Linked DNA regions of Mus musculus: regions 2 and 3 are each linked to region 1. The links are chromatin loops, found by intact Hi-C in ENCODE. Cell type or tissue: gastrocnemius. All regions are shown on one strand.

Region 1 (8,000 bases):
AACATCCCCAGCCCCCACTACAAGTCTGGCACTTAGTAGACCAGGCAGCCACTGAGAATTATCACCGATAATAATAATTGTCTTTATGGAAATCATTTAAGGTGAATTTTAATGTACTTCACAATGGGATTTCTCCCCCCACCACCACCAGAAACTCTCTGCTATGAGAGGGTAACATGGGCTCTGAATATTAAGTAGTCAGGGGTTACCAAGGGTGTCTCTGCCTGTTGGACACCTCCCCAGTCAGTTAATTACCTTCCTAACATCCATCAGATGAGGGACACAGAGGAACAGAGTCTCCCAGCCCCCGGCCCAGTGACTAGGTTCTTTTGCAAACTGGCCAGGTATGGTTGCACCTGTCATCCCAGTTCTCTGGAAACAGAGGCAGGAGGATTGCTGAAAGTTCAAGAGCAATCAACCTGAGCTATGTTTCTAGATCTAGCCAGCTAGAGCTACACTGTGAGCTCCTATCTTGAAGCAAAACAAAATAAAAACTGTCCTGGTGGACCAGGTTACTTTCTGCCCTTGGCAGCCCCTAGTGGGGCCTGAGCTCATCTGTAACCAGTCCTCTGCCCGGTGGGGAAGACAACAGACAGTGCAGGCTGCAGGGGTCTGGAAGGTAACCAAACAGCTGCAGCCTCTGCCCCTGTTACTCTGCCCCATTGACATCTGCAGGGGCAGGGCTTGTGGTGACAGAGGTCGGTCCATTTCTGAGCATCCCACTTTTGCAGGTCAGTAGAGCATAATAAAAATCTTCCCCCAACTCTCCCTTGTGCTGGATTGTTCTTAGACAGGTCTCTGCTTACCTCGAGGGTCTCCAGGCAAAAAGCAAACCATCCAATAATGCGTGGGTCATGCTTTGGGTCACCCCACGAGATACCCCTCTCCTCCCACCCCTGTAAGTCCCCATTGCTCCTGGGACATCCTCAGATCTTCCCTCCCAAAGCAACATCTATGGGGTGGATGCTTCTCGTTTTTCTCCCACCGGAACCTGTTCACTGAGTGTCCAGGCCTGACCCTCTGCTCTCTACCGTGACACAGTGGTAGTGGTTTTTTGTTTTTTGTTTTTTCTCTTTGAGAATCTCCTCGGTTGCATGCCAGTATCTTAGCATGGACCTCTGGGAAATGGGGTACCTTCCATTCTCAAGGCTGATGGATTGTGGAGCTCAGGGCACTGAGGCAGGTTGATGCAGAGCTGTTCAGGGGCAGGAAAGGCTCCAAGCTCCCATTAAATCATGGCCATGGCTCAGCAGGCAAAAGGGGTGCAAAGCCTTTTTCGGGAAATGTTTTACCTGCAAACCTGCATGCTGCTGCCAGATACTGGATGTTCTCAGTAGATGCATGGGTGATGTGTGCACACTAGATGGATGGACAGACAGGTAAGGATCAAGTGAGAATGGAACAAAAGACATCAGTCTCACCAGCCCTTGACCCCTTCCAATCCTCTCGAGTCTGGGAGGCAGGAGGCCAGAAGTCCCAGCATTCCCTCCCTGTGACTTCAGCTTTGGGGCCAGTCCCGATGACAGGTTGAAGGCAGCTCCTCTAAGAAGTTGTCCTCAGCACCCAATGCCCACTGTTACTATGGTAGCTTTCCCAGGATTTTCCCAGAAGCACTCAGGGTGGGGGCTGATCCTCTGACACACCCACTCCCAGACCCCAAGTCTTGCAGAAGCCTACCCTTCCAGAAAAAGCCTGAAATAGGGGCTGGACAGATGGCTCAGTGGTTAAGAGCACCAACTGTTCTTCCAAAGGTCCTAAGTTCAAATCCCAGCAACCACATGGTGGCTCACAACCATCCGTAATGGGATCTGATGCCCTCTTCTGGTGTATCTGAAGACAGCTACAGTGTACTTGGATTAATAATAAATAATCTTTAAAAAAAAAAAAAAGCCTGAAATAGTCACATGATTTCTGTCCCCATTGCTGGCTCCCCCTCCAGCATTTAAGTGCCTATTAGGGACAAAGAGAATTGAGAACATCTGTTTCTGCAACAAGCCAATAGCGGTGTGGATCTGGGGGTGGTACACACACACACACCAGCACTGGGGCTCAGATGCAGCCCTGCAGCTGCCAAAGCAACTGGTCCCCATCATTTCTCAGGGAGATTATCTCCCAATCGGTGCAATCGGTGGCTCCTCGCTTGTTGGCGCCTATCTTCGCCCGGGGAGCCATCTCAAGCCACTGTTGCCTTGTGAGGCAGAGCATGTTGGCCTCTTGGCTGTGTTTGGAGCTGATCCCTGGTTTCAGACGAGTCCTGGGGGGCCCCTCCAGCCTTCTGGAGGCTATGACAGTATACAGAAGAGATGCTGGCCCATGCCACCGAGCAGAGTGGGAAGAGCACTGGGCAAGGAGTTAAAGGCCCAGTTCCAAAGCCCAGCTCTGTCACTGGTGCTGTGCTCTTGGGTTCTGAATCTGAGGGCACAGTCAGCAAGGTACTAACCCTGCTGGAAGAGCCTCACTCTCCTCATTAGGAAACTGGGTCATGGCGTTGCTCAAATGTGACAATCAGCTTGTATGGACCCAATCCAGGTGACAGGGTAGAAGAATTGAGAGCCAGAGGGTGAGATGTGTCAGCATGCACTCACTCCCATGGGTGTCTCCACCCATGGCTGCTGCAGTCTAAAGCTGGCTCCAGATCTCAGAGATGGCTGAGGTGACTTGCTGGGCAGCCACATAAAGCCAGTGACTACTAAATCATCCATCTCTCAAAGAGAAGCCCCCACCCCTTCTCTCGTGGGTTCCTATGCCCTGACTCTGCCTCCTGTCCTCTAACACCCAGAGCAGCTAGCTTGGGAAGCTGCCTGGGTGCCAGAGAGCAAAGGTGTGCTGAGGGGAACTGGGGACAGGGTTAGGGAGGAGAGGGGAGATGAAGGGGGTGGGGACTGGGAGGGATAATGGCAAAAGAGGCAGCTGTGGCTCTTTCAACGTGTAAAGCGAAAAATGAGATTTATATTTAAAAACCAAACAATGCCTCCTCTCCTGCCTTCAAAAGAGAGCGGAGCAGTGACATAGAGGATGGCTTTAACCCCGGAAGTGCTGAATTTGGGGTCCAGGAGAAAACCAGCTTTTACGTGGGGCCCCCAATGGTGGCTAAATGACCTTGACAGAATCGCCTGATCCCTCAGAATATCTCGACTCAAATTCCATAATCAACTCAGGACACAAGGGGACTCGGTGAGAGACCCAAGTGTTCTCCCAAATCCTGGCTACCGTGGCTCTCATGACTGGGTCATGTGACAGGCCACTACTGCTTTACCAACAAGAGAGGTCCATGCCCCCAACTCCGGGAGCCGGCAGTAGGGTCCCAGAGTGGGGCCTAGCTTCCTCTAGGAGACAGGTCCTCCTGAGGAGGCAGGGGCTTTCCTCATAGCTCCACGGCATCTACCACACGGCCTGAGGCAGAGATTCTTAGGGTTCTGCCCCGCTTGAGGGATTTGCCTATCTTTGCCTTCATCCTTCTCCTGCTGCAGTTTCTCTTCAGGGAGGAAAGACTCTTCTCAGCAGAGCAGCCAGGCCTTGCATTCAGCCAGGCGCAGCCCTGAACTGACAGGCTAAAGAACAACTGTATCCCCCTTGCCTCTGCCTGGAGCTGCTCTGGGCTATCATTTGCTCACAGCCCCTGTGGTTTCTTTTCATCCTCCCCAGAGCAGCGTGGAGACTGCTTATCTGGTAATTGAGATTGTTCTACAAGGTGGAGCTCATTGCACCGGGTGCCAAGAATTTGTGATGCTTTCTGAATACCTGGGACACTGTCCCAGTACAGAGTGAGGGGGACGTGCACATCCAAATGGTCTCACAGATCTATCTGTACATATGCACATGCATGGTTAAAGAAATGCTAACAACTTTGGTAAAACGGACTTGGGCGTTCTACAGATAGCCTTGCCTTGTTGAACTCAGACTGTACTCCAAGATGTGGCCTTGAACCTAGGAGGTACCCACCAGAAGGCCCTCTGCAGGTCAGGCAGCCTCTCTACCCGCCATTGCTCCTAGCGGGCCCCAGAATAAGCTTGGCTCTCTTCTGTAAGAAAGGCTCTGAATAGGTTGTCCTTGGTTGCTACAGAGAACTGAGTGTTGATGCCAGCGTATAGCAACCATTCGAGAGGCCTAACAAAGTAGCAGAAAGCCAGGGACAGCAGGGATGAAGCCCTCGTCCTCGGTAGATGCAGGCTCAGGAGCTTGCTTCTGGCAATGCTCTCCTTGGGCCTCATCGTTCAAGGCCATTCATCTGGATTTAGCACCGGCAGCCTGGGCTGATTAAATGTGCTACCGTCTCCTTCTGACTGTTTCTCAGCAAGGTATCAGTCACTCCTCAGTCGGCTTTGACCTTGGCACTGAGAAGGGCACCTTTGGCACATCTGCCTCAACGCTACAGTCGTCTGGCTATGTGACCAGAAGAGACTGAAGGAAAAGTGCCCTGGATGGTCTCAGCAGCAGGCAGGGCGGGGGGTGAGGGGGGTGGCGACGACCCTCCAGCTGTGAGGACAGGTAGGCCACGTCACCAGCACCTCTCCTGGCTAACTTCTCCTAAGAACCCTGAGCTCAGTCCATTGTCATCTCCTCCCAGAAGCCCCTCCTGATTGGCTCCAATCTGCAGCTGATCTCCGCCCTCAGCGAGCTACACTTCTTGCTGTTCCATGGCTGACTTTGTCCATCCCCTTTCCCTAATAGAAGCACACTCACCCAAAGGGGCCTCTCTCCTCACTGCCTATACCCAAGGAACTCTCACAAGTCAAGCAGAGCCTGATCCCTGTGAAGGTGGACTGGAGTTTCTCTCCGACGCCCCCTGGTGGCTGGTTGCATTCTTACCAGGCAAAGCATCTGGACTGTTTCTAGGGACCCTCTGTTTCAGTGGCCAGGTGAGAAAAGATGGCAGATGGAGGGAGGGAGGGACGGGTGGGCGTGAGCCCACATTTAACTTGAGAATGGGTCTTCCTTTCCAGCTGACTTGAGCAGTCATCAAAGCCTGGCAGGCTCTGACTTGAAACCTTGATCCCATTCCCACCTCCACAGTAATGTAGACTTACCTCTCCTCTCACCATTGAGCAACTGGAGGCCCAAGGCAGAGGACCTCACTTTGAAGACAGAAACGCTATAGGCCAGTCTTGAGACGGGAGGCAGCTCCTAAGGGGCCCTGGTGTTTCCTCTCTCCTCATCTCTTCCACATGGTCTCGGGCCGCCTCTTGCCTATCTTGGAATGCCCTGAGGAAGGTGGCTGGCTCACGCTGAGGGGAGCTACCTTCTTGGCCTGCAGGTGCTGGCCCAGTCACTCCCACATTAGGGAAACTTCATAGCATTGTGGCCATGGGAAGGACACGTGGGAGTCCAGCCCTCCATGGCCTCGGCCACCCATCAGTCCTACGATACCTTCCTCACACCTCACACTCAGCAAGGACGAACCCGTGGCTGGAGTCCTCATGTGAGCAAGACACTGTGAGGTAAGCGGAGACAGGACAAGAGGCCGTGGGAGAGAATTCACATGGGCACAGACTAAGGTTTGAATGATGGGTGACTTGGACAATTAATCTTCTCCCTTTACTCTAGTCTTTGTCTCATGAAAAAATAGCCCTCAATAACCTATTCATGGAGCTGTTAGGAACATTAAAACAATATATGTAAGCTCCAGAACAAGGCTTGGCACACAGGGAGCTTGCAATAAATGCCATCGTTATCCCCGACATTCCCTCAGTCATTTATCCAACACCTTAATTATTTACAGGTTTCCGGAAACATGAGCTAGACCTTAAGAGATCTTCAGAGTTACTGTCATTTTCCCCTTCCACTTCCAACCCTGGGTGGAATTCACCTGTCCTTACTGCTGCGGGTCAGCCAGCTATGTGGTACGCATGTCAGTGTGGTCAGTAAACCTGTCCCATAGGGTCTAGCCACTCGCAAGCCTGTGCTCCATGGCCAGTTGTTGAAACACACTGTGGTCAGTTGTGCTAGTGCTGGGCAGGTGCTGAAATACAGTCTTACTTGCCTGTCTACCAGCCACCTGTTGGGGGACACTGACACTAAACACGCTAACAAACGGACACAGAACACACACTGGAGCTGTCTTGTTATCCATGACTCTAGCTCTAACTGTGGTGGCGATTCTAAGCTGTGGTGGGAAATACAGAAGCAAGGGTATGGCGGGAGCATGGAGTGCGGACTTTGGGGCATGCCTTAATTACCACAGAGCCCAGAGCAATTTCCTGTTACCCACCACACACACAGTTTGGTCAGGAGCATGTGACCAAGACGTTCCCTGGCTCCTCTAGTGCTTCTACATCTTGGGAAGTAGGAGAGCATCTCACAGTTACAGCTGCCGGCCCCTGCTGATGAGCTCCGCCTGGGTCCAGTGATTGCCAGGCCCCCAGGCAGGGCCTCACTGGGCTTCACCACCCTCTGCTGTCCTGGCAGATCACAAGTGTCAGCTGGCTACCACAAGAGTCCAGGTCTCGCCAGAGGCACTCTTACACCAGCCTTCGTGGTCTGTAGCCAGTAATGAAAGAGGCTGACAGTCCATTAGCAGTGGGCACAGAGGAGAACAGCTGTCAGCCACCTCCCTTCCAGGGCCATTGAGGGTGAAGTCAACTGCACGGGATGTGTCTGGGTGTGCATCTGTATGTAATTTTTGGAAGGCAAACAAAATGGGAAGAGGGTATCAGTCGTCGCAGCTGTGATGACACTTAGAAGCTGAACTGTCGACATGTTTCTTGTACCCTCTGGTTCCAACCCTCACGGGCAGGTCCATAGAGCAACTCTTTATCAGAACCAGCCAAATCACAGGGTGAGAAGACTCCAGGGCTGCCCAGTTGTCTCCGTCAACCTCTCTGTGGTGTGACTCTTTGCTTCAGCGTTCTTGCCAAGGAACCAGCTTTTCTCTTTAGTTACGACAAACTCACCCCCCATGTTGATGCTCCGAACACTCCAACTTCTGTTTCCACTCACAGCTACAGAGGTTTCTTTAACACAAGAGCTGTTACATCGGGTCATGCAACTCCTATCTGCACGTCCTGGTTTTGCTCTTTGAATACCACATGCCTGGCCCAGTCCTTCTTCCCCAAGACAACTCTCTTGGGTCTCCTTTCCAGGCCAGTGTGGTCTTGTGTGCCTTCATCTTTCTTCCAAATGCATCTGGGGCAAGATCCGGTTTGTTAATATCACCTTCAAAATATGGTTCCCACATTGAGAACCTATAAAATGTCTGCTACAGCTGTTACCCATGTAACACACACACACACACACGCATATGTGTGGGTGCACACACTTAGAAATGTTGCTGGCTTCTAACTATATCTCCATTCATTCTACATTTCATATGCTGTCAAAGGTACTTCTGAAACCTAAGTCCTCTGTCTCCACACAGAGTCTCTCCAAGGCAAACAAGGTGTCCAAGTTCAAGTCCAGCCCGTGAAGAATGGCCAGGGCTTCTGCCTCCTTGTTCTGAACTGTAATCTCTTTCCTGTGTATCTCCTGTAGCATGGCAACCTTCACCAAGGTCATTACTGTCTTAGTCTGAGGTTAGGGCTAGGTTCCAGTGTGAGTGTGGTTGGTTATTAACACAGGAAGTAAGATGGCATATGGTGGGTTCATGGTTCGTTCCCCTCCACAGCAGGCCAGCCCCGAGCTTCCAAGGTCTTCTAGGTGGGGCCCTGTGTGAGGGTTCAGCAAACGTATGGAAGGAGGGCAGGTTTGAGCAGCAGAGGTGAACAGGGAGACCACAGAAAAGAACAGTTGACTGAGTAGAAAATAGGGGGCAGGAACCAGCATCCCCCACGGGCCCATGGTGCCTGTCGGTGGGAGCATTCTGAACCCTTCAAGGTTCAGGGTGAATTCCAGGCCTGAACCCCAGCATCAGATAGCAGAGAGGCAACCTTACAACTGGTAAGGACTGAAGACCTAGCTAAAATCCCTGACTTCTGTTCCCCACTCACCCCCCCCCCCCGAGACTGAGGAATCCCCAGTGAGCAACCCTACAGGCAGGCGAAGATCCCGAGGGGCCTGGAATTGGA
Region 2 (8,000 bases), 260 kb before region 1:
GCGCGTACACACACACAGAGAAGAATAATCTTGGCTACTCTTTTTATTCATCCCTGCTTTATGCTAGCCTTCCTGGCTGGGCCAGGATTGGTTTTATCTACAAGCTGCCTTTCTGTGCCATGCTTGGGGTAGGCCGTGGGGAGGGTGTGTTAGGCTGTAGGTTAGGCTACTTGCTTTCTGGCATCTCAGCTCCTTCCCAGAATGCTCCATGGCTGACTGGGGGTGAGGAGAGGTCTTGTCACTGTTGTCCTAATAGAGCCACTGTGACCCCCCCCCCCCACCCCCAGCTCTGCCTTCATCTTTTAGTCTGTGGTTTGGTGCCACCTGCTGGTGAGGTGGGACAGCCGCCTGAGCTGGGACTTGCCTTAGTTCCTTGACCCTTCTGTCTAATTGCTTCTAAGTCTCTGTCTTGGGTCTTCCGGGACTACGTGTGTGTGTGTGTGTGTGTGTGTGTGTGTGTGTGTGTGTGTGTGTGTGTGTGTGTGACCCGTTCTGGTGCCCATAAAAGAAAAAGCATCAGATCGCCTGCCTTTGGAATTCTAGGTGGTTGTGAGCCTGACATAGTGCTGGGATTTGAATGTGGCTCCTCTGGGAGAACAGCAAGTGCTCTTAACCTCCACGCCATCTCCACTCCAAACTCCCCAGCTCCCCCGTTCACCCCAGTCCTTTCTAAGGGGACTCCGAGTCTGAGGGGAGGGCAAGGTCCCACCCACCTTAATTGCTAATCATAAGAGGAGCGACTGGTGGCCTCGGGCCTAGCGTAATGGAAGGGAGCATAAACTCGTGAGCTTGGGTTGTAATGAATGTTAGGTAAGGTAGAGCTTTAGGGCAAAGGACTGCAATATGTGTGTGGAGCCTACCTGGCTCAGAAGAGGGAGCCCAGAGCACTGAGGCTGTCCTTTCAGGCCAAAAAAATTAAAAAAAAAAAATAAAAGAAAGAAAAAGGCTTCTCAAGGGTCAGGAACCCACCTAAGAGACCCAAGGAGTTGGCTGAAGTGTGGCGTGACAGTTAAATTCAGTAGTTCTGGGAGACCATCTGGTTGACAGAGACGTGGCGGTCAGGAGGTTGTGTTGCTCAGGGAGGTGAAGTGTGAGTTCTTGGGCATCCCAGTGGGTGCTTGTTGTCCACTCAGATGTGAACAGGGATTGTCACCACCCTTCCCTAACATGAAACAGAATAAGATGGCAAGTGGCACCCGGAATCAACATAGCAATACAGTCAGTCTGCATTGGGGTACTGTGATCCACGTTCATTCTTTTTTTTTTTTTTTAAGGTTTATTTATTTATTATATGTAAGTACATTGTAGCTGTCTTCAGACACTCCAGAAGAGGGAGTCAGATCTCGTTACGGATGGTTGTGAGCCACCATGTGGTTGCTGGGATTTGAACTCTGGACCTTGGAAGAGCAGTCGGGTGCTCTTACCCACTGAGCCATCTCACCAGCCCCCACGTTCATTCTTAACCCTCAACTGGGCTGAGCCCACCACCCTGGAGGCATCGAGGAGGAGCTGAGGTCAGCGTTCCTCAAGGAAAATTCCACGTGTCAGCCAGCAGGTGGCAGCCAAGGGCTCTCTCTCTCTCTTAGGGCAACAAGTTGAATATGCATTGCTACTGAATATGAGTTGAATGTGACTTCCTACTACATGTCAGGAAGAGATCACAGTTAGTCAGCCTCTGCTGGCGTTCACACTGTAGAGGGAGAAACATGACTAACAAACAATCAAATGAAGCCAGCGGCCAACATGAGGTGACACTCTCCCTACTCAGTGGGCGCCCATTAAGAACTGTGCTGGAGGCAGAGGCAGGTGGATCTCCATGAGTTTAAGACCAATGTGGTCTCTACATAGTGAGCTCTAGGCCAGCCATAGTTACACAATAAGACCCGGTCTCAAAACAAAACAAAACAAAACAGAAAACCACAACCCTCTCCCCCAGAAAACCCCAAATCAAATATAGTAGCAAGAAAGGATAAAAACTATCTTAAATATCAATTTTTATTTCTTGTATGTATATGTGTATGTGCATATGTCTCTCTGTGTGTAGCCACATGGGTGCGGATGCCCGAGGAGAGCACCCTATCCCTTGGAGTGGACGTTACCATTCGTTGTGAGCCTCCTGGTGTGGGTTCTGGAAACTGAACGAGTCCTCTGAAAAGAACAGCAAGTGCTCTTAGGTGCTGAGCCATCTCTCCAGTCCCTGTTCTCTCTCTCTCTCTCTCTCTCCCCTTCCCTCCCTCCCTCCTTCCCTCTCTCTCCCTTTCTCTTTCTTTCTTTCTTTCTTTCTTTCTTTCTTTCTTTCTTTCTTTCTTTCTTTCTTTCTTCCTTTCTTCCTTCCTTCCTTCCTTCCTTCCTTTCTTTCTTTCTTTCTTTCTTTCTTTCTTTCTTTCTTTCTTTCTTTCTTTCTTTCTTTCTTTCTTTCTTTCTTTCTTTCGAGTGAGACAAAGCATAGACAAGGCAGGCAATTTCCCTGAGGTCACACAGTCCTCTAGTCCTTCATAGAAGTGGGATTCTAGCCAGCTACTCAGGGACCTGGTCTCCACAGCAGCGCCAACAAAGGAGTACTGAGGGTGACCGGGTTGCTCGGCCAAGGGCATCAGGAAGGATCTCTGTGAAGGGACCTTTGAAGACGATGAGGAGGCCCCAGCTATACAGAGGTCTGGGACAACACCACCACACGGGCAGCCAAAGCAAAGGCCCTGGGCTGGGAATGAACCTACCTACAGCAGGAATGCAGCCAGCATGCCTGGAGCAGTGGGGACACAGCTTGCCGCTTGCCGTGAGCTTAGAGATGCAGATGCTAACCCAGAGAGTCTCCCCAGGACGCGCTGCGCACTGTGCTACATGGTGTGACATGAGCTTCCGCTAGGGACAGGAAGTTTCTGGGAACCGGGGATTAGATAGCAGCAGTTTACAGACTTGCCCGTGGAACCACATTTCCAGAGAACACTGGGTGACCGGACGGTAGCAGTGACGACGGTGTGGTCACCGCAGTGTCTTGCAGCGGCAACAGGCTCAGGCTGAGGACTCCTGTGCTGGTTTTCATTGTTAAGAGCTCACGTTCAGGCTGGGTGGTGGCGCTCGCCTTGAACCTCAGCAACACCCGGGAGGCAGAGGCAGGCAGATCGCTGTGAGTTCCGGGCCAGCCTGCTCTACAAAGCGAGCCCAGGACAGCCAGGGTTCTGTTACCCAGAGAAACCCTGTCTCCAACCCGCCTCTCCAGAAGAGCCCAGGTTCATCCTACCTGCTCACCAGCCGTTTCAGGGAGAGCTGCGTCCTCAGGCAGGGCGCCCTGCTTTGCTTGCCTTCTCCTTTTCTTCCCATCAGGACCCCCAGGCTGTGGAATGGCGCCGCCATCCCACATTCAGGGTGGATCTATCCACCTCATTTAACCCAATCAAGAAACCTCTCACAGACAAGCCCAGAGACTTGTCTCCTCCACTATTGTAGGAGCTGTTAACTAGTCATAGGTGGGAGAGGCTGGTTGCTCATGAGGATATCGGAAGTGGCTTCCAGCTCAGGGATGAGCTAAGTCATTACGGTTCAGGATCAGACATGGGATCCTACTGGAGCCAGAGCAAGGATGAGCTGGGGGCTGAAATGGACATGACATGGAAGGTGACTTCAGGGTTCTAGCATGGGTCATACCCCCAGGCAGATTGAATGAGCACCAGGGGTGCCAAGACAGTTTTAATTAAGGTGTCATAGGATGTAAATGGATTTTCTTGTATTTTCCTGGTGATTATCTCTGTTTAGCAGCTTTGTAATGGAAAGATCGCTTTTTAATTAATGTGTATGGGTGTTTTGCCTGCATGTATGTATGTCAAAGAAGACCCAAAGAGGGCATTGGATGCCCTAGAGCTGGAGTTACAGATGGTTGTGAGCCACAATGTGGATGCTGAGAACTGAACCCAGATCCTCTGGAAGAACAATCAGTGCTCTTAGTCTCAGATCTATCTTTCCAGATTCTCTTTCTTTTCTAATTTGTCTTGTAAATAGATTTGAGAAGGGAGCAAGGGGCAGTTCCTCTTGTGACCACCAGATGGCAGCATCATCAAGGCGGTTCTCAGCTTGGCGGCCTCAGACCTGAGATTTGAATCCAAAGCCCAACCAGGCTCCTTGCTGAGGGCTCAGTGCCCATCCCCAGGGTCTTTGAAGAGGCTCAGCCTTGGGGTCTCTCCATGCAACTTGTCTTTTGTTGTTTTGACACAGACTTTCAAGTATCCCAGGCTGGCCTGAGGCTGACATTGAATGTCTGCTTCTCCTGCCTCTGCTCTTTGGTCCTGGAATTGCAGGTGTGTACCACCATGCTTGGTTTAGGTTCAGGCCTGAACCTACAGGGGGTTGGAGGTGGTCTTTAGATCTGGGGTGCTCCTGCACCCCAGCAGAGCCCTGGGCCTTCTTCAAGCCCCCTCGGCTGAAGAAAGCTTAGGATACCCAGACAGATCCTATTTCATCTCCTAGTGAGTCCACTGTCCCCCCCCCCCTTCCCCCAAATTAAACCTAATCTTGTGTTGACTCTGCTGAGCAGGGAGAATAATGCAGGAGATTAAGACAAGATGGTATTCAGTCTCCTCCAACAAAAGCCAATTAATTGCTGGTAGGATTATCTCGCTGAGTTAAAGCTGCTGTCAGCTCGGCAGACAACTAGGGTGCTTCAGCTCAGGTCTGTGCTGACACAGCAGCAGGAGAGATTCAGGGAGATATTAGGAAGAACTGTCTGGGTGGGGAAGGGGGTGTGAGGATGGTGGAAGCAGCCATGCGGTGATGTGGTCAGATGGGGAGCTCTGTGGAGTCCCCCATTTCCAAATGTGTATCCTGCCTTTGCCTCCTGAGGCCAAGCCACCTGATCACCTCCATCCCAGGCCACCTGGGACCTTTCTCTGCTTTTTGGGCCACCTCCCATCAGTGAATGTGGGGTCAACCTCCTCCTCTCCCCTGACTCCCCTTCTTTCCTTTTCTTCCAGGAGTCAGGAGACACACATGTCTAGGGACAAGAACACACATTTAGTTTAGGCCTGTAATCTCAGCTACTGGGAAAGCCGAGACAAGAGAATAGAAAGTTCTAGGCCAGCCTGGGCTACAGAGTGAGTTCATCTCTAGCCTGGGCTAGAGAATGAGGGCAATTAGGCAAACTCAGTCTCAAAAATAAGAAATGAAAAGAGGACTGGTGATACAGGTCAGAGATAGAACACTTGTCCAACATATGGGGGGGGGGCTCTGGGTTTCACCCCCAGCACAGAGGGAAGAAAAGGAGTGGGGGTTTGCAAACTGACACACTAGGGTCTCCCCTGGATTTGCCGCTTCTCTTTATAGAAATAAAGGTGCAATCTGGATCCTGAGGGTCCTGCCCTGATGTTGCTCAGGCTAACCTGCCCAGGGCACACCACACACTGTGGGCTGCAGGAGGAGAATGGGGTGGGGAAGGAGCTGTCCCCACTCATGGGTTTCCCATACTACCTGTCTGAGTTGCTGTCCACTTCCCTACACAGCCCTCCCAGAGTGCTAACCTTTGTCACCCTGAGTGTACAGAAAGAAGCTGGTGTTCAAAGAGTTCCCCCTACCCCACTCCCCCTCACACTGTACCCTGTAGAGCCACAGGGGTCCAGGGCCCCCCAAGGTACATATCCTTCCCTCAGGGCTGTGGTACATTTTTTTAAAAGATTTATTTATTTATTTATTATATGTAAGTACACTGTAGCTGTCTTCAGACACTCCAGAAGAGGGAGTCAGATCTCGTTACGGATGGTTGTGAGTCACCATGTGGTTGCTGGGATATGAACTCCGGACCATTGGAAGAGCAGTCGGGTGCTCTTACCCACTGAGCCATCTCACCAGCCCGGTACATGTCTTATAGATGGATGAAGCCCTGTTTTCGGCAGATGGGAGGCTGTGGCAGACACACTGTGCTGGTCAGTGGGATGCGTGGCTCCCCTCTCCTTCCACTCTGTGGGAAGCCCAGTACCCTATCCATCGGAGAGCACAGCTTCATTGACTTTGATCTCTGAGTCATTGGTATTTTCCGAACACAACAAAAATGTCCCTGAAGTGCAGTGTGAAGTCCAGGATGTGTCGCAGCTGTGTGCCCGGTGTGCTAAGCACCGTTCATCTCTGGTTGCAATGCACTAGGTCATTCCATCTGGAGGCTCAGAGAGGGACAGCCTGGATCTGTGTCACACAGCACACAGCAGGGTGCTGGACCCTGTGGATGCCAGTCCCGCAGAGCAGGGGGGAATCGTGCAGAGCCCAAGGGGTTTCCTGAACCCAACAGTGCTTCCTACACTGGGCCTGGCCTGGGGGGATGCACCTGCACCCAAGCTCTTATTAAGCCCCTTCTGTATGCCAGACACCTTGTTATGCTTCCAGGAGACAACAGTGACCCAAAGGGGCCTCATCCTGGAAGCTCAGACAGTGTGAGAGACAGACTTTTTTTTGGAAAGGGGGAAATTGCCCACTCTGTGACTCATCACCTCTGTCATAGACAGGTGTGGAACAGTGAAGGAGCTGTGAGGGAACAGTCTCTTTAGTTTGGATGGCCAGTCAGGGAGGGCTTCCTGGAGGAGAAGGCGAGTGGACCCTTAGCCTCTGAACAGGGACAAAGAACTTCCATGTTAGGGGACATGGGCTCCCTGGCCCTTCCTGACCCATTAGTGTTCTATGGTGGGACAGGGACGCTCGTGGATTTTCTTCTGTCCTTAGATGGTGATTGAATGTGGGAGGAGATGGCTTCAGACAGTGGGCTGTGTGTGAGGAGGACAATCGAGTCCGGAGACCCTCAAAGCTTCTTAAAGACAGATACCTCAGGGAAGAAAAAAAAAAAAAAAAGGAAAACAAGAAAGAGGGAATCGGGCGGGGAAAATGATTTTCTCGCTGGCGTTTCCAGGGGAATTAAATCCTCTTGCTCGTCACCAGCGAGTGGAATAATCCAATCTATGAGGCAGAAGCCCCCTCCTATTTATTGCAGAGCCTTTGACCTAACAGTATCGGGCTGCGTTTGAAATCAGACCATCCCGGGGAGGGAGCGCCGGAGGGAGGGAGCGCCAGCCCCCGGACCAATTACTCTGCTCGCCGACACCAGAAAAATGAATTATTCCCCGAAAGCAGCCTCCTCGGCTGATGAATTCTGCACTGCAGAGCTGCGGAGTTCTCCCAAATTGAATCGAAGCTTTGAGAGATGTTTAAAACCAGGTGGAGTGTGTATTGGTGGAGAGGGGGTCCGACAGCCTTAGGGGCTTCGGCTGCTGGCAGGGGCCCAGGGAGGGAGCGAGGGATAGCCCACTTTCTTGCTGCAGCGGTCTCCTGTGCTCAGCTGGGGCGAAATGCTTTGTTCCCAGCCGGAGGCTCAGAGAGGCCAGGTTGTCTGTCTGAGGCCACACAGTGAGCAGGTAACCATGGCAACCTGGTACCTTTCCGTCCCTGTCCTCCGGGCCTTGCTAGAAACGCCTCCTCATCCCTCTCCCTCCCCGGGAAGCCCAGATTGAGCACGTTGGCTCTGAGCAAGCGCTTCCCACTCGGAATCGCTGAATCTATAAGCTGTGTGACCTGGGGCACCGAGCTCCATCTCTCTGGGCCTCGGCTTCCTGACCCCGCTCCCAGTGATGCTAAATAAAATCTTGGATTGCCACCCTGGCAGCTACAAATGACAGAAACATTTGTCACTCCAAGTGGCCAACTAAAGCAAACTTGGCATATTAGTCAGAGTCCCCTACAGGCGCAGAACTGATAGGATCGGCATCTAGAGTGAAGGGGAACGGATTAGGCTGCGTTATAAGCTGTGCTCTGGGTAGCTCAACAACTCTGCCTCCTGATTAAAAGGCCGGCCGAGAATCCGGTAGTTGTTCAGTCCACGCGGCTGGATGTCTTGGCACTTCCAATCCGATGCTGGCTCTCTGGAGGACTCTCAGAGCCCTGCTGATCATTAGTCTGCATTGAAGCCCTGAAGATGTTGACTCTAATACAGGGGAAGGAATGTCTCCACCACAGGGTAGATGAACTTGCCAGAA
Region 3 (8,000 bases), 330 kb before region 1:
AGAAGCCAGATGCTGGGAGTGGGGAAGGGGACACCCTTGTGACTGTGCTTCAGTAGGTAAGGGGTAGAACCCGCATTCCTGGCAGCCAGGGCTCCTGATCTTTTGCTTTTTAAACATGTTTCTTGCAGGTTATGTAGATGGTCTTATTGGTACCTGCAGATGTAGACTAGGGAAAGTTGAAGGGAGGCTCTGTGATTCTACCAGATGACTTGGCAACAAGAGGAGGCTTGGCCATGGATCTGTCCCATGTCTGCTCTTCCTTGAGATTTGGAAACCTCATTCCCTGCAGTATAAACACCTTGTTCTGTACGCAGCCGGCTTAACCTGGCCTCCCATTTTCTGTGTCTTCACAACTGCCGTGGCCTACAGTAATCACATACTCCCTGTGGCCTGTGAGCATGAAGGCTGTCATGGAGGGCCAGAATTAATGGAGTCCAGACCCAAGACCCCTCAAAAGGGAGCCTCGGCTGTTGGCCTCTCCAGACTCCACTTTTCTGGCACCCAGGACTCCTGGTTCCTTAGTTTCTAAACATGGTCCTTGTAGGCTCCATAGGTTCACTGTAGGCAGTGGTAGGAGGAGCCTGGAGAGGACCCGAGGAGGCTTGGAGAAGGACTCAATGAAGCTCCTTAGCAGGAGAAGGGGTGAGGTCTTGGAACTCGACCTCCTCAAAGGGCAGGCAAAGCTGTCATTTTCCTTTGAAGTTTGAGTCTCAGGTCACAGGACCCTCAGCCCTTTTCCACCAACTGTGAGAACAACCCCTTTGCATCATCAGACAAAACCCAGACAAATAGTCCCTGTCTGGGGACAATGGAGATCTGTCAGAGTGTTCTTGAGGCATCAGCTCAGGTGGCCTGTCTAGGCAGCTATTAACCTCTCCTCATCCTGCTCAGTCCTCCACCAGGACCCCCTTTTACACACACACAAACCTGATCCTGCATAGCCACAAGCTCTTCCAGCCCTGCCTCAGCCGGGAATCCAAATGTGTCCCCAGCAAAGTGGCTTTGCTCTGTGCCGTACACTTTGGTTTTTGTTGTTGTTAGTTTGGTTTTTGTTTTGTTGTTTTGTTTTTTGAGGCAGGATCTCTCTACATAGCCCTGGCTGTCCCGGAACTCTCTATGTAGACCAGCCGTGCTTTGAACTCACAGAGATTCACCTACCTCTGCCACCCGAGTGCTGGGATTAATGCACTTTGGAGAAACCAGAGAAAGAGAAAGCATCCTGAACTGTGCCTGGAGATGCACACCTTTAATCCCAGGACAGGAAAGGCAGAGGCAGAGGCAGGCAGATCCCTGTGAGTCCCAGGCCAAGCCAAGCTGGTCTACGTTATGAATTTCAGATCAGCTAGGACTGTGTAGTGAGACATCAATTTTTAGAAAAATCACTAGCTATATGATGGATCACTGTGGAAGAAAAGGCCCGTTGACGTTTGTTAGCTGGCACTCTAGGTGTGTGTGCATGTGCGCGTGTGTGCGTGTGTGCGTGCGTGCGTGTGTGTGTGTGTGTGTGTGTGTGTGTGTGTGTGTGTTATGGGCCAGACACTGTACTAAACACCTGGTAAGAACCAGACATGAAAAGTCAAGGGACAGAGACCTTAAGTAACTTCCCTAAGGTCAGCAAAGTGAGTTGGAAGAACAGGCTCTTTACTGCAGCAGGTGAGAAGACAGGGGACCAAGGCAGCTCCCTGGGGGAGCTTTGGAGACTTTGAAGCCCAGACCAAGTTAGCACGTAACTCAGTAGTCGAGCACTTGCCTGGACCGTGCAAGGCTCTGGTACTACAAAAAAGGAAAAGAAATCTGTATTAGGACTTGCTTTCCCACCTTGGCCTTGATCCTTCCGACTCCTGGCCCCGCCCCCACCCCGCCCACTCCCCAGGCCTATCAGACCCAGCTTGGAAAGAAGAACAAGCATATTTGATTTCTTCTCGATCTGCCAGCTTTCCTTGGAGCCTGACCCTGGACCAGACTGGTTATCCCAAAGCAGTAAACAGCCCTGGCATCCCACGGGTGAGGTCCAGGCTGGGGAGGGCTTGTCCTGGGAAGGCTTTTGTCCTTCGCAAAAGTTGATCAGGACGGAGATGCCAGGCGCAGGGATCTCAGATCCGCTGAGACATGTCCTGAGTAGTGCCGGTAAGCGTGGGCTTGTCGTCACGGTTCTAGCCTGTAGGGGTGCTTCACGCTGTACCCCAGACTCAGAGGTGGCCCCACTTTCCAAGGGGGCATCGCTGCTGATGTGAAGGATGGAGTGTCAGGGATGGAGGGTGAGAGTCATTACACAGTATGTCTGGCGAGCATGTGGGGACGTGTGTGCATGCCTTTGCAGCAGAGCAGAGACTGAGGACCACTGAGGAGGGAGTGACGTGGCGTCTCAGGACTGGATGATCTGGGCTATGGATAAGCATAGGAGCAGAGCAACGTTACTGTTTCTCCTATTCATGATGATGATTAGCACCTGTCACATGCAAGGACCCAGCCATGGGGATTATTCTTCACTTGAAAACAGGTGCCCTGTGTAGGAGCTGAGGGAAAGAAGTGGGAGGAGGGGGAAACGGAATGGGAGCAAGCCCAGGGCCTCGCGCAGGTGAGGCAAACAGCTTACTTTGTTTTGCTTGAGATGCAGTCTGCTGTGGTCTGGCCTCACACTCACTAATCAGAAGAAGTCCAGCCTGGGCAGGATTCATGCATTCCAGGCAAGCATGTTACAAACGTAGCCACATCCCCAGCCCTAATGTCTTGTTTTTAAGGAAGATACACCTGCCAAATATGCTGACCCATGCCTATAATTCCAGCATTTGGAAGACTGAGGCAGGAGGATTGTCTGAGTTGCCAGCTTGGCCAAAGAGTGAGACTCAGTCCATCAAAAAAGACATAAGTCTCTCTTGGGAAAAGCCTGAGAACAGGTCAAGTCTAGTCTCTGTGGCCAAAACTGGAGGATCATGGATGACGTGGGACTCTGAACGTGGGATCGCGCACCTCAGGTGCGGGTCAGTGGTCTCTTACCACGGTCTCTGTGGAAATTCAGTAAAAATACATGTGGCGCTTGGCGTTTGCCTGCGACATAGCATTCCAGATCCAGGACTGTCAGTTGTCCCCTCTCTTTCCAACCCTTTTCAGTCAAGGAAGCCTCTTGTTTTCGCCAATTGAAACTGCTGCAATGCTGGTGTCGAGCAGAAGAGGGTGCGCTACACAAAGCCACCGCCGAGTCGAGCAGAATCAGGGAGCAGGTGGGGGTCCCACCCCGGACTGCGGGCGGGCGGGCTCTGGCGCACTGCTCTCTGCTAAACCGCTCTCCAGCTTGTGGTTGAGTGTACTGGGCGTACACCTGCTGCCTCAGCCATTGGTTCCCTACTCAGCCCAAGCTGAGCTAGTTACTAACACGGTCCTGTTTGTCCTAAACCTCCCTGGCTCAGACCCCGGGCCGGTGGGGAGGCACCACTAGGGCACTAGATGTTGATGAAAGATCCCTGGTCCCCGTTGGCTGTCTCCGGTTCCACGCAGCGCCCCTTCCTCCGAGTGACCCTGCGGTTCCGGTGGAATTTGGCATAGCAACGCAGCCCTGAGTGGAAGAAGGCAAGGAAGTCAGAACCGAGGGTGACAGTCTCCTCTTTTTTCTTCCCCTCCAGCCTTCCCAGGCTTCTCATCCAACAGCCCCCATACACACGAGCCTGAAAAGACTTAAGAAACTGGGCTGGTCACACAGGCCTGTACAGTATCCTAACACTAAGGAGGCTGAAGCAGCAGGTTTGAATCTAGCCTGAGGCTGACCAGGACTACATAGCAGACTCAAAGCAAAACAAAAACAAAACTTAAATGTTGAATGTGGGGCTTGTGGATATTAAGAGCACACTCATCGCTGAACTACACACAACCTCATAAATTTAGGTGGAAAAAGTTGAGCATAGTGGCCCATTCTTTAGTCCCAGCATTTGGGAGGCAGAGGCAGATGGATCACTGATTCTGAGGCCAGCCTGGTGTACAGAGTAAGTTCCAGGCTAGCCAACTATACAGTGAAACCCTGTCTCAAAAAAAAAAAATCCAAAAGATTAAACGAACAAATGAAAGACTGAAGCTGTAGGCCAGGTATAGAGTACTTGCTTAGAAAGCCCTAGGCCCAGGAATCAAGAGATAAAATCTCTCACCATATGGGGAGATGGCCTAGGCAGTAAACTGATTGCCCTGCCAACATTAGGGACCCATGTTCAGATCCCAAGAACTCCTGTAAAAAGCCAGACTCTGTAGTGCATCTGCAAGGGACTACAAAGCTTCTACGGCAAGATGGGATTGCTTGGCCAGACAGCACCCACAGCCAGGCGGTGGTGGTGCACACCTTTAATCCAAGGCAGGCAGATCTCTGAGTTCAAGGCCAGCCTGGTGTACAGAGTGAGTTCCAAGATAGCCAGGGCTACACAGAGAAACCCTGTCTTCGGGGAAGAACAAGCAAACAAAAACAAACAAACAGGGGGCTGGTGAGATGGCTCAGTGGTTAAGAGTGCCGACTGCTCTTCTGAAGGTCCTGAGTTCAAATCCCAGCAACCACATGGTGGCTCACAACCATCCGTAATGAAATCTGATGCCCTCTTCTGGAGTATCTGAGGACAGCTACAGTGTACTTACATATAATAAATAAATCTTTAAAAAAACAAACAAACAAACAAACAAACAAAAAAAGGCATACATAGCAGCAAACGAGTGACCCTGTCTCTAGCAAGGTAGAAGGCAGGGGCTGACACGTAGGATTGTCCTCTGTCTCCACACATGAGCCTGGCACATGCACCTCTACACTCGTATACAAACACACACATACATCACACACAAATACCTCAAACACACACCACACAGGCTCATCCGTCATACACACAAACACATGATGTCACCTAATTAAGTGTGAACCTGCTGACACCAGTGGGTAGGTATCTTGCCCGTGGCTCTGTTTATCGGGGCTTTAGTCTACCTGAGATGTGAGTAGATATTTTTTTTTTTTCATTTAAGATCATAGTAGGTCCCATCCCCCTGATAACATGAAAGGAGATGTTCTCTGTGGCCCAAGAAACCCCTGCATTTCAGGGTCAGAATGACCTCAGAGTGAGAGGATACCTCTGTTTCAAGCTGGAGGGCAAAGGGGCTGCTGGGAAGTTTGTGATTGGAAGGCTAGAATTTGTTACGGTTTGAAGACAAGGTCTCATGTAACCCAGGCTGGCCTTCCACTTGCTTTGTAGCTGAGGATAGCCTTGGCCCTCATGATCCTCTTATGTCCATCTCTAAGGCACTGAGATCACAGGAGTGCTCCACCAAGCTTAGTTTTATGTGGTGCTGAGTGAGTGACCCAATTCTTTCTGCAGCTAGACAAGCGCTCTGCTAGCTAAGCCAGATCCCCAGCCCCAAGGCCCAGCACTTGGCCAAAGTGACAGTAGAGGGCCAGTTGTAGAAGCAGGAATGTTAGGCGGTGACAGAAGCCATTAGGAGCTTCCAGACTCTGCTGGCCTGGCCTGCTCTGGTCCCTCTCAGGTCCTTCCTGAGTGGCATCTTGGGTGAACCCCCTTACTTTCTGGCCATGTTTAATGTTTAATGAGCTATCCAAATCATAGCTTCCACTCTCCCCTTTGTTCCTGGAATCTGAGTCTCCAGGAAGAAGTAGGAATTTGGGTGAAACTAATCAGTACAGGAAGACACAATTAGGCTCTGGATGCAGACACCTGGAGGATCCCTAGAAAGCAAGCAGTGTGAGCAGCTTGCCATCTGAGGCCCACAGGAGGAGGCTTTCCCCGTGAGAGCCTCCCACAGCCCCCTTACCAGGCCAACACCAAGGCCTCAGTGGCTCACCTATATACTGTGCCCCTGTCTGCCGCTCTGCGAAGTGGCCGGTGCTCTGGACACAGGCAACAGCATCTTACATCTTTTCACTCGTCCAGCCTATTCCCTGTCCTCAACTGTCCCCAGTTCTGCAATCAGAGATAGCTTTTGGGGGGGGGGGGACACAGGGTCTCATGCCTCCAAGGCTGGCCGACTGAGAATGGAGTTTGATATCCCAACCACTCCCAACCGTTCTTCTACCTCCCAAGCTTAGATTGTACGTACACCAAATTTTCACCAGCAACAGAACTCAGGGCCTAGGGTATGCTAGGTAAGCTATAGTGAGCCTTGTCACTATACCTAGCTTACCAGAGCTATCTTTTAAACACAGCGGCTAGACCATGTGACTTCTCTGTATAAGTGTGGGCATTACTTCCGATCACTAATCAAACAAAATCTAAACAAGGGCAACACAGTGTGGCTCTTCTGGAAACTTCCTTTATCCTTCTTCTCTACCTACTAACCTTCTAGGAAAAAGCAGCCTTTACAGACCTTATGACATTCCAAGGACCTTTCTTTTCTCTTTTTCTTTTTGGGGGTGGGTGTAGTGTAGTTGGGATGGACACAGGGCCCTCTATAGCCTAGGCTGCCCTGGGTGATATTCCATAGCTGGTTGAAGATGACCTTGAAGCTATGAGTCTCCTGTCTCTACGTCTGGATGCTGAGATCACAGGCCTGTGCCACCGTGCCTGGCTCCAGGGACAGCTTATCTATGGATTTGTTTTCTTGTTATCTCACTTCACTGGAATGGACCTCAGGAATGGAGATGGCACGGGGCTCTTCTGAGGCTGTGAACTAGACTTGGAGCGGGGCTCAGGTTCACAGACCAGCTGGGGAAGGGTTGTGCTCTCAGAGCCTGGAATGCAGGCTGAATTTGGTTGGCTTGTCCATTCTGATACCTTGTATTTAAAAGGGTGCTTATCTCTCAGAGCTGCGTGCCGAAATAAATACTGTATAAATAAATAAAGATCCGATTGAAACAGGGGAAGCCTGTGGCAGTGACAGCCCCATTCAGGATGGCCACGTTGGTCTTTAATGAATCTCACTGGTGGGAACCAGGTACTCAATGATACTATGGCTACTTTTGTGTCAGTCTGAAGATTCTCCGAAGATGCAATTAGAATTATTTTTCCACTTATTTCCTTCATCCTTCTCTATTTAAAAATTTTCTTTAAGATTTATTTTGAAGTCAGCCAGCGACAGCACATACCTTTAATCCCAGCACTCAGGAGGCAGAGGGAAAAGGATCTCTGTTAGTTCAAGGCTAGCCTGGTCTACAAAGCAAACCCAGACCAGCCTGGGCTATTATACCATAAAACCCTGTCTCAGACAAACAAACAAACAAAGATTTATTTTGAGTTTGATTGTTTTGTCTGCTTGTATGTATGCGTACCAACATAATTGTTTGGTGTCTGAAGGTCAGAAGAGGACACTAGATCCCCTGGAACTGGAGTGTTGGATGGTAGTGAGCTGCTATATTGCTGTGAGGAACTGAACCTGGGTCCTCTGCAACAGCAGCAAGGGCTCTTAATCACGGAGCCATCTCCCCATCCCTGGCTCTGCCTTTCATATGGGTAGGGGATTGAACTCGAGGCCTTCCAAGAAAGAGCTCTACCACTGAACTACACCTTCAGCAATTTATGTATTCATTTAGAAACTGGATCTTAATATGTATACCAGGCTGGCCTTGAACACAGAGATCCACCTGCCTCTGACGCCTGAGAGATTTTATCTCCAAATTTTTTTTTTTCCTGAAGCAGAGTTATGCTAAGTTGCAGAGGAAGGCTTCAAACTCGTTATCCTCCTGCCTCAGTCTGAATTACAGATCAATGGCATCATTGCTTTCTCTCTCTCTCTCTCTCTCTCTCTCTCTCTCTCTCTCTCTCTCTCTCTCTCTCTCTCTCCTCTCCCTCTTTCCCTCTCCCCTTTCTTCCTTTTTTGGTTCATTTTCATTTATTTTTGTTTATTGATGTGCGTCTGTGTGTGCACTGTGCAGGTGAAGGGCAAAAGACAACTTTGCTTGGCTCTCTCCTTCCACCTTTATACAGATTCCAGGCATTGAATACAGGTCATCAGGCTGGCAGGGCAAGCCCTTTACATGCCCAACCAATTGCTAGTCCTAGTTTGTTTTTTTCCAAGCCAGGTGTCACTGT

Evidence for each region. Hi-C counts contacts between places; a loop is a spot of excess contacts. Peaks named below come from ENCODE experiments on the same cell type or tissue, not always from the same donor. Only the 100,000 strongest peaks of a DNase experiment are listed, where the experiment ranks them.
Region 2: a loop joins it to region 1, with 10 times the contacts of the local background. A loop is called at or near these places in 29 of 42 quality-filtered maps.
Region 3: a loop joins it to region 1, with 2.9 times the contacts of the local background. A loop is called at or near these places in 12 of 42 quality-filtered maps.

Annotation. Positions count from the first base shown.
Region 1 is chr4:148,425,137-148,433,136 of GRCm38, forward strand. No RefSeq gene overlaps it. Among named protein-coding and RNA genes, the nearest start is that of Ubiad1, 16 kb to the right of the region's middle. In gastrocnemius, CTCF peaks have their summits at 1,822 (motif pointing left) and 4,795 (motif pointing left); DNase peaks (open chromatin) are centred at 2,201, 4,786 and 6,440; H3K27ac peaks cover 310 bases.
Region 2 is chr4:148,166,933-148,174,932 of GRCm38, forward strand. No RefSeq gene overlaps it. Among named protein-coding and RNA genes, the nearest start is that of Fbxo2, 10 kb to the left of the region's middle. In gastrocnemius, CTCF peaks have their summits at 321 (motif pointing left) and 1,554 (motif pointing right); DNase peaks (open chromatin) are centred at 311, 1,554, 4,078, 5,559 and 2 more places; H3K4me3 peaks cover 254 bases.
Region 3 is chr4:148,099,030-148,107,029 of GRCm38, forward strand. It overlaps Draxin (dorsal inhibitory axon guidance protein), which reads right to left. Exons shown (of 7, transcript NM_027426.3): 7 at 1-3,553. The coding sequence ends at 3,441. Among named protein-coding and RNA genes, the nearest start is that of Agtrap, 15 kb to the left of the region's middle. In gastrocnemius, a CTCF peak has its summit at 3,167; a DNase peak (open chromatin) is centred at 3,233; H3K4me3 peaks cover 752 bases; H3K27ac peaks cover 779 bases.